Regions from separate parts of the Mus musculus genome. Here region 2 is linked to region 1. A link is a loop called in an ENCODE intact Hi-C map of the cell type or tissue named here. Cell type or tissue: gastrocnemius. All regions are shown on one strand.

Evidence for each region. Peaks named below come from ENCODE experiments on the same cell type or tissue, not always from the same donor. Only the 100,000 strongest peaks of a DNase experiment are listed, where the experiment ranks them.
Region 2: it touches region 1 in a loop (2.4-fold over the local background); 3 of 42 quality-filtered maps call a loop at or near these places.

What each region holds. Positions count from the first base shown.
Region 1 is chr17:30,431,971-30,436,970 of GRCm38, reverse strand. The region is part of intron 6 of Btbd9 (BTB (POZ) domain containing 9); the gene reads left to right. Among named protein-coding and RNA genes, the nearest start is that of Btbd9, 140 kb to the left of the region's middle. In gastrocnemius, no CTCF peak of the experiment used is centred here; no DNase peak of the experiment used is centred here.
Region 2 is chr17:30,126,056-30,131,055 of GRCm38, reverse strand. The region is part of intron 2 of Zfand3 (zinc finger, AN1-type domain 3); the gene reads right to left. Among named protein-coding and RNA genes, the nearest start is that of Zfand3, 120 kb to the right of the region's middle. In gastrocnemius, no CTCF peak of the experiment used is centred here; a DNase peak (open chromatin) is centred at 2,342.

The DNA.
Region 1 (5,000 bases):
CTGCTACCACTGGGATTTGAGGTGTCACAAGGCCCTCTGTCTGACAATAGGGGTGAAACCCCAGGCTTCATGCATGTTAGACAGTTCTCAGTTAGCCGAACCCTGTCCTCAGCCACGTCTTCTAAATGTAATGGTTCACTTCCTACTGTTCATATATGATATAAGCATGTTAAATGGATGTTTCCACGAAGTGATTCCCAAATTTAAATTTCATTATAGTTTATTAGTAGTATATTATTATAAGCATTTTGTTTAATAAATTTCATTTTCATTTTAAATTTTTAGTTAATTAATTTTAGAAACAAGCTCAAGTAGCGGTGGCTGTATGTCTGGTCTGAAGCTTCCTATGTGCTGTCCTGACCTGGAATTTGTGGAGCTCCTGTTCCAGTCTGTTAGTGTGCCTTCTGGATACACTAAGCTTTCCCACGGGTGCACATGAGCTGAGCTGTGTGCTGCCTAGGCTTTGGTTTACACACCTGGGGTTGCAGGTCCCGTGCTGTGTCCCCTCTTCTGTTCTCCTTTGACCTATTAGAGATAGACTGTGATGTCTGTCTCCCATGCCTCAGCGTTGGAGATAGGAAAGCTATCTGTTGTCTGCAGCCTCAGCCCTCAGCTCTTGTTAATCATCTCAGAGTCTGCACTGGTCAGGTGTCAGCCCCACCTAAGCTTGGGCGCCACCAGGGCCCCTCCTAGGGTCCTTGCTGTCCTTGTTCCCGTGCATTTGTCAATCAGTGAACAAAGCTGTCTATTTAGAAGCTCCACGGGAACATTAGGTGGAGTAATAACATTTTCATGTGATTATTTGCCATATTGGCATTGAGGCAGAGAAATCTGTTAGAGAAACTGTTTGCTCTTTTCCCATGTGTCCACAGTGAGTGTGTGTGTGAGCCGGCTCTGTTGTCTCTATTCCAAAGCTGTCATGTGTTAGAATAACTGCTTTGACACTTATTATCTTTTTAATGCAGAGGAAATTGCCAGAGTTCACAACAGTAAAATAGATCCTTTGCTATTTGTATTATTTTCATTTGAAAGACGCCTTGCCCTCCTTGTCTTGATAAGACTGAAGTTTATGTGGTAAGAGACTATGGTGTGCCGGAGACTGCAGGGATTTGGACGGAACCAGAGCAAGGCAGTATTCAAACGAATCACTAATTGTTGCTTCTTAGAAGCAGTGTTTCTAAGCAAAGCTGTCAGCCCAATCACAGCCTCGCCTCCCAGGGTCCCAGTGCTTTATCAGAACAATCATTTGCCAGTGACTTCAATACGTCTTCCTGGAGTTGTTCAAAGCATCCCTCCACCAACTGTAAGCATGTGGCGTATATCCTGCCTTCACTCAGGCCTGCATCCATTCTTCCAGAGGTGCTGGGAGGAAGGAGGTGGTATCCCGAGCACCCTGAATTATGCTTTTAATTTCCTGTTCCTTAGAGGGATTTGCAATGAGACAATTCTGCCTTTGTGCTGTGCTGGCTTGGGAACAGGTTTAAAGTGTTGACGTTAAAGACTGGAGCTGCCGCTCTGACCATCAGGCCCTGACCTTGATGGTCAACATTATACAGTGGGAAAACTGATAGAAACCTCAAATACATTTCCTCCAGCCTGCCAGATGGGCATCTAGGAAATCAGATGGATGTTTCCAGAATGGCGTGGAAGTTCACATTCTCTGAAGAGTTTGGGAGGGGTCTCTCACAGTCAGTTCTTTGATCCAGTGGTAAAGACTGTTGAGTGTAGAGTTAGACGTGTCCAGGCCTGGCCCAGCCAGTGCCGTAGCCTGTCTAAGGACCCCCAGAGAGCTGCCGGGTTAAGTTCCAGACCTCTTCTCTGCCAGGTCACCCATGCTTTGGAACAGAGAGTGATATGGAACTTGTGGCCATGGGACAGCAGCCACCCACAGAATCCCAGTTGAGCTGCCCTGGGAACTGTATTCCAGAGTGTAGCAGAATGGCTTCCTTCTACAGATAGCACATGCCACAGAGAGTGTCCTGTATTTAGTTGTGTGAGCAGGACAACGGAACAAATACTGAACTGACAGAGAAGATGCACGAGGCAGGGAAAAGGCTGTTCTGTCTGGGAAGTGCTTTGCTAGAGCTGAGGAGAACTGTTGGGTAGGGCGGCTCCAGCCTGCCACCCTGAGGGCTGGGCTAGCAGGTCTGTGGGGAACAGAGCCATGGAAGAAAGCTGAAAGTTTTGCTTTGCTTTGTGTTGCTTTTAAATGTAGTGAGTACTAGGGGCAGGAGAGATGGCTCAACAGTTAAGATCACTGGCTATTCTTCTAGAGGACCCAGGTTTGGTTCCCAGGACCCAACCATCTATAGCTCTACTTCTGGGAGTCCACCATACTCTCTGGCCTTTAGGCACTAATGTGTGTGGCATATAGACCCTGTGTACAGGCAGAAGGACTCATGCACATAGCATAAAAGTAAGGTAAAAATCCTTTAAAGGTATTAGGATAGAAATTTAGAAAATAGAAATGCATGCTGAAAAGTAAAATCAATATAATCTCATGGTTTATAGATTACTACTCCCATATTTCTGTTTTGCTTTGGTCATATATGTGTTTGTATACTTTAATTTTTTTAAATTAAACTTCAAATTGTATTATATGTATGTGATGTGTTCTTCTTTTTTCTATATTATTTCTTTTTAAAGATTTATTTATTATAAATAAGTACACTGTAGCTGTCTTCAGACACATCAGAAGAAGGTGTCAGATCTCATTACAGATGGTTGTGAGCCACCATGTGGTTACTGGGAATTGAACTCAGGACCTCCGGAAGAGCAATCAGTGCTCTTAAATGCTGAGCCATCTCTCCAGTCTCCATATTATTTCTTGAAAACACTTTTGAGGACTGTCTTGTATTTCGTTCTATTGAATGCTGCCATAATTTGATTTCTACACTGAAGCATATATAAATGTTTTCTGTTCTGCTTTTGTAAATACTGTTGTGATGAATATTCTTACAAGTTTTACCATTTTTGTTTAAAAGTTGCATTTCTGGTTTCAAATAGCACCCAAGCAAGCAGTCGAAGACTTTGCTGTAAGCATTATATATCGTGATTTTCTTTGGTCATAGTAATGCTGGCTAAGAGCTTGGGTCTTAGAAGGTCAGCGTCTTTACCTTTAAGGAAGAAACTAGAACACGCCTCTTCCTGGGACAGGCAGGACAGTCGAGTGGCTTGTGGTTTTATTCATTCGTGGAGATAGAACCTAGGAATAAGGACATCTTCTGTCACTTAGGTCTTTGCCAGGTATTTCTAGAACCATTACAACAATGCCAGTTTTATAGCTTATTTATTCCTCCTTTACTCATTTATGCACATGTGTGTGTTCATAAAATTCCATTAAGCGTGAGGCTCAGGCTAACTCTTAGGAATCTGTTCTGTCTCCCTTGGGGGTTCCAGAGATTGGCTTCAGGTTTTATAGGACTGGTGGCAAGAGCTTTTGCCTGTTGAGCTGTCTCACTGGCCTGATTGATTTATAGAATGGTTGATAGATTGGGACAGTCTCACTCTGTCTCCCCGGCCAGCTTTGCTCTTCATTCTGCTCCAAGTGCTGATGTTACAGGAGTGTGCCACCATAGCCAGGTTCTTTGCTCCACTTGCTGCACGTGATTAGGGTATTCAGTGTTTAATGTAAACTCAACCTTGTGTCTGAGTGTCCCTGGAATCGGGAGTATGAAATCAAAGCCTTGCCCTGAATAGAGCCGTTGTGACCGTGCTCGTATGTCCTGAACTGCACAGAGACCTTTCCTACTTGGGTTCTCTTACTTGCTATCACCTCACCTGGCAGCTTCATTCATACCCCTCAAACTCCGCTCAGCCCTGAGAAGAGATCAGCCATGATGACGGATAAGAACGTGAGACAGTTGGTGGATAATGATGTCACTGACAGAATCGGTCTAAGACAGTTGGGGAAGGAGCGAAATGAAGATATAGTCTCAGGACATGTGACATTTAAATTGAAAGTTGAATGACCCACTGGAAAATAGTCTAGAATGCAGTACCAGTCTTGTCTTAGCAAATGAACAATTTCTGTTGTTCATCTTATTTATAATGGAACATTGTTAATGAATCTGAGAATTTTTAAGTTTTAAGGTTCAACAAGCCATTAAAAAAGAACATTGCATTGGTCCTTCTGAATCTCAAACAAACAGAAAGGATGAAGCCACCATTTCCCTTTTGTTGAAGACATGGCATTCTGCCATCTTCATTCCTGAAGTCCTGATGTCTCCTTGTTATATTTGGAGGGGAAACACCAGGTGGAGTATTTCTTCCTCAGCCGCCCCAGCATCAAGCTTGCAGGTTTGGGTTGGGATGCAGGACTTGAAGTCTAGGCTCTTTACAGACTTGGAGAAATAAATGAATTGGAAACTGGTTTTCCCCAAGAAATAATAGGCATCTCCTCTTCTCTTTGAAGTGTGAGTAATGTAAGAATGGGCTCGATTGTGTCTGTGCAGGACTGTGATTGAGAAAACCGGGATGGTGCGGGCTCAGGCGCTCACACGGCAGCCCAGCAGGGTTAGGAAGATGACTGAAAGGCTGTGGGGAAGCCTCGGCTCTGTGGGCGGCTTTTGGCCTTATGCTAGTAGTAGTGAGAATACTTGACCTGTGGACTTGTGTGTTTCCTGATGGAGGCTACCTTTGGCTCATTAGTAAGGTGTAGTCTGAAGCTCACGCCCAGTTTCCCAGCATTCTATGGAAGCCACAGGCTTACCTCCTGCTGCCTGGGTGCCATTCTCGGACGGTGCCCTCATCTCCTTTCCGTACCAGCCAGCCCGACACAGTTGCACTCACTGCTTAACACTCTGTAAAATGTTATTTAAATATTTCTAACTTATTGTTTCATGCTGGGGTTTATGGTACATAAATTTCTATTTAGGCCACTAATTTACAGTAGAAGTTTGTTACTAATATCACTGCAGGCTCCATCCATCTAAAAATATTGCTCATAACCTATGCTAAAAATATGTTATATATTTGCACTGTATGTAAACAGCATTGTG
Region 2 (5,000 bases), 310 kb after region 1:
AGAGAAGGTTTCACATATGCACTTCCTAAGGAACTAAAACAAACCCCGTTTTCTGCCCTTCCACTGTCTCGTGGAACTGTCAACAGCATGCACCTAGAAGCTGAACACAGAAGCCTGGGGGTCATGTCTCCATATTCTCCTTCCCTTACCACTCCATGTCAAATCCATCAGCCTCATCGCTCACAGCAGCTGACCCTCTCTGGCCGACACACTTCTTTCTCTAGGACACACTTCTCTGTGCTAACGTCTTACCTGCAGATCATATCAGCTGCAACTTATCAGAAACCTTGTGTCCTTTCTCGGGTCACTGTAATCCACTCCCCACATAGCAATTAGAATCGTTGTGAGAAACAAAGAAATAAAACTCCCTTTAAAACCCAAATTTTGATGTCAGTTCTGTACCTAAACCCTCAAGGCTCCTCTGTTGCATCTACAAAACTTTACATGGCTAAAAAGCTGGAAGTCCCCCAAGAAAGACTTCTGAGGAAAGGGTGAGATGCTCAGCAGGGAACAGTGTTGCCATGGAAATTTGGTGATCAGATTCTGAGCTCCAGAATTCACAGCAAAAGGAGAGAACTAACTCCTAAAACTTGTCCTCCAACCTACATACACGTACCATGGCATACAATTTAGTGGCCCAGGCACGCTCCATTAACACACCTCACGCCACATGAACAGTATAAATTTTAAGGGAAGGGCTTCTGCTGCCTTTGCATCTTAAGCCACTAACCTTCCTCACTTGTACTGCCGGAAGCCATTCTCGGCCTTTGCTGCTTTTCCAAACACTGCTTTCTCCACTCAGAAAACTCTGACATCCCATGATGGAAACCTAAGCTGGCATCCACACTGGTACCCACCACTCACCTTTCAAGACTGCACACAAGCACCACTTCTTTAGGGAAGTCTTCCGGCCACCCGTGGAGGGTACAGGTCTTGTTTGGCCTTCCCAAGCCCTGGGTATAAAGGCTTACTTACCCTTATGCAGAAGGTACTTGCCAGATAAATGAAAATCTCAAGTACTGCAGACCCAGCCTAACACAATGTCTGCCATATAATAAACTACCTAGATTTGTTGAGTTTAACTTGCTGGATCCTGGTGAACATACAAAGTTTAAAGGTATTAATTTCTTTAGACACTAATGGAGTTTAAATTGTTATAAAATTTATTTATAAGAAGCAAGAATGCTTCTATCCACAGTATAAACATTAAGCATCCCTGTCAAAAAGCAAATGCCTGGTTTTTACAACTTATTCCTGTACTTAAAAGACAGACAGACAAACAGAAAACAGAAAAACCTGGGAGGGGGGGGGTCTTTTCAAACATTCAATATGGGTAAAACCAGTCCTGACAGGACTCAGAAAGTCTCTAAAGTTGCCTCCTGATGTGCATAGATTCCAACACAAAGCTGCCAACTTGTCCTGGAGAACAGAGACTGTCTTAGACTGGCTCTTAAGCCAAACACTGTTTTCGAAACACAGTCAACAATGCACGAAGCTGACAAGGTTTGTTATGATTAGCAATTAAATGTATTTTATAATCTGGTTTCTCACTGAAATTATACAGGACAGAAATTCTTCACACCCAGGCAGAAGACTGCTCAGAGTGTGAACCCGCACAGGTGTCTGCAGGGAAGCTGTCCCTATACGGCACTCATTGTGCAGACTACACCGTTTCTGATTTACAAGGCATAAATTAACATCTAACAGTCCGTTAGTATTATTGTAACATGCACCAGAGACACACTTGCCGCTTGGATTAAAGCACAATATGCACCAATTTCAAAAAATGGAAAATACAAATTTTGACTGTTAGGACCTTAATTTAGTCACAAAAATGTATACTTGATAATATATGAATACATATATACAGCTCAACAAGAGTCCTACACATGTACAGTGGAAAAATTAGTAAAGCAACACAGTCAAGTTAAAATCTTGTGCTATGTTTTAAGTCTTCTGTTTGTTACTAAGGGTGTGGCTCAGTGTCAGCTCAAGCCCAAGGCTTCAAATGCACCATAAAAGACATCCCATAAAGAACTAAGAAAGCATTTGGAAGTCAGTTAGAAAGGAAAGGTTATCCCTCTTTCTATAGCATAGTTTTATAGCTGTATCCAGTTCTTATGGCACTAACCATTTGTTCTGAACGCAGGCTGGCTCAAAACCCAACATGCAGGCTTGAACTCAAGAGCAATTTTCTTTCTTTGGCCTCCCAAATGCTGGATTCACAGACACATGCCACCACATTTAGCATAACCCTTCATTTGGCCATGTAGAAGTGACAGGAGAAATGACAAAGAAATTCCCAGGGGGGCTTCCCCCTCTAGGGAGAGGGAGGATGGTGGTAGCAGGCAACAGAGACAGCACCCGCCCACCAGCATCTCCTCTTTATTTGAGCTTCCATTTGTGACAGGTCTCAGCATCCTCACCCACATCCTCACTCATCGCCATCTCGTGGAGTGCCTGTCACTGACGAGGCGTGCACGTCACATCAAGTGGGATGGGTTAAGTGCACTTTCACTTAAACTTGTGAAATGTTCAGCACAAATTACTATTCATCTATTCAAACATGACCAAGCATGGTAAACTTAAGAAGAATAAGCTTTTTCCCAGAAATAAATAGGCCAACTAATGACTTAACCAAAAGAAATTGTTTTAAAGAATGAAATAATATGTTTGCTAACAGTTCTTTTTTAAAAAATGAGTGATGGGTTTTTTAATTAATTATTTTTTGCTGTATATATATAGATGTACTGGGTTTTGTTTAGAAAAGGCTACAATGATTTTCACAATATCAAGGCTGTTTGTGTGGCAGAATTTACAGTCTATGAAATTCATGATCTAATAAAGAGTTCCATGGTACTTACAAAGAGGCACAAGAAAAAGAAAAGCCCGTGTTTTCTCAGCTGAATAGTCTACACTTATAGTAGTGAAGAAAACTGTTACACAGCTATTCTGCATCCTGCCTTGAAATGGTCTTCAGGGGCATGCATGCTAAGTTCAAAGCCTGGCTCTTCCTCTCTCCTCTCGATAGTTATATGACCTCAGGCAAACCACTGAGCTCCTGTTTCAGTATCCTTTTTCTAGGAGAAAGACTATCTTATCTACTGAGCAAATCACTGTGAGGCTGAGTCGGGCCAGGCTGGAAGTCTGAAAAGCCTTCTGGTTAAAGTAGGAGTGTTTATGACAGCCAGTCAGTGCTTGTCAGCCTGTGATTGCTCTCTACAGAGACCTCCTACAGACATCAGCTCACCTCTCCCCCTGTGCTTGGACCTAATAAACCACATCACGTTCCAGAGATGGCAAGAGCAGGGACCCTTGGTTAGAGGTGGCACCCAGCTTTCCCGTGTTTCTCATTCCCTCAGCACTCATACTCAGTGTTCAGGACCCAAACTGCAGTATGGAATCATGAACACACTTTAATGACCAACTACAAATACATACATACATACATATCCTCTAGGTTTTGAGTATCTAAGAACTTCAAGGATCTTATTGCAGTCACTCTAAGCTAAACTAACAAATGACCCTAAAATATAGAGGTTTCATGGTCTGTCAGTTACGTTCATTTCATAGATCTACTGAGAGTAGACAGAGCTCTACAATCTGTAGTCCAGACCAGGTGAATGATTGGTCCTGATCAGAGTGCTCTGGTGTTAAGAGAATGGGAGAGACATAGGACCACACCTTGGCTCTTAATATTTCTGGCCTTAAATGGCATGAGCTCCTCATTCACATTTTATTGGTTAAAAAAGTCAGTGCTAGTGAAATCCTGATTATTGGAGGAGAATCTACAACCACTAATTTACTAAACCAGCATAATTCTAACTACAACAACAAATACCTGTCCTTGTATCCCCAGGTAATTCACCCCTCATCAAGGAAACTTCTCTTTGCAACAGACAAAGGCCACTACAGAGAACTACAGCTAACCAATGTGCAGAGTTGTGGAGGCCGGTCCCATGGCCATCGACAACACATTCTCATACCTAAGCCCCGTGAATGCTAGAGAAGAAAGAGAGGGCAGGAAGCCTGGAAGAGTCAAAGGATCAAGGAATTAGCTGTGAGACTGTGTCTCTTAGGAACAAAAGAAACTATACCCATAAAGTCTCACCAACATGACTGTTCAAATGGTTCCATCAAATGGTTCAAATGAGGACAACCATCAACTTGCCTAGTGAGGACAGTCCTCACCAGGGAGGAGCACACCAAACTGCCCTGTGCCAAATGGTCAGCCCTGAAAATATACATAGAAGTAGCATTACACTGACTAAACAGGTTATATTTGCGAATATAGATGTATATACAAATACATACATGCATATAGTGACAACCAGTGGAAAAAGAAGCAATGAATATACAGAAGAGTAGGGATGGGTTTAAGGGAATGTCTCAAAGGAGAAAAGGGAAGAGAGATGCTGTCATCAATGGCAATCTCAAAACTGAACCAACAGCAGCAGAAAGCCAGATGACTATGTCCTGGAAGCAGCACAGTGCTGAGAAGAGCAGCAGACACCCAGGAGCTCCAGCAGCACGGGGCCTGTGCACAGGAGCTCTGCACAGAATCTTAGGAACTCTTGTACACAGGACTGTTCATGAGTACAGGCACATTTTCATCTCAAAGAAAAGAATATAGCTGTTTTATTTTCAAGAGTATCATAGACAAAAGGAGCCTAAAGGAAATCAGATGGGGTTTAGAGTAAGCCAAGTCTCAAATCGGGCCGTTGCAAGTGATTCTGATCGTGACTTTGATGTGTGAAGAGGAAATAATCTAAAGTTTCTATCAGGATCATTACATTCTATTAGGACCTTACGCATCTGAGTGAGAGAATGAGTGAGTGAGTGTAGCAACCAACACTTGCTTACTGACAAGAAATCTCCTTTCTAACAACCATGGTTTCCAGGCAACAGAGAGCTTATAAATTCTACAACTGATTGTCTGAACTGGAATTGTAAACTTTGTGTTTTAGTTTTAGTCATACTATATTGACCTTACTTTGGTT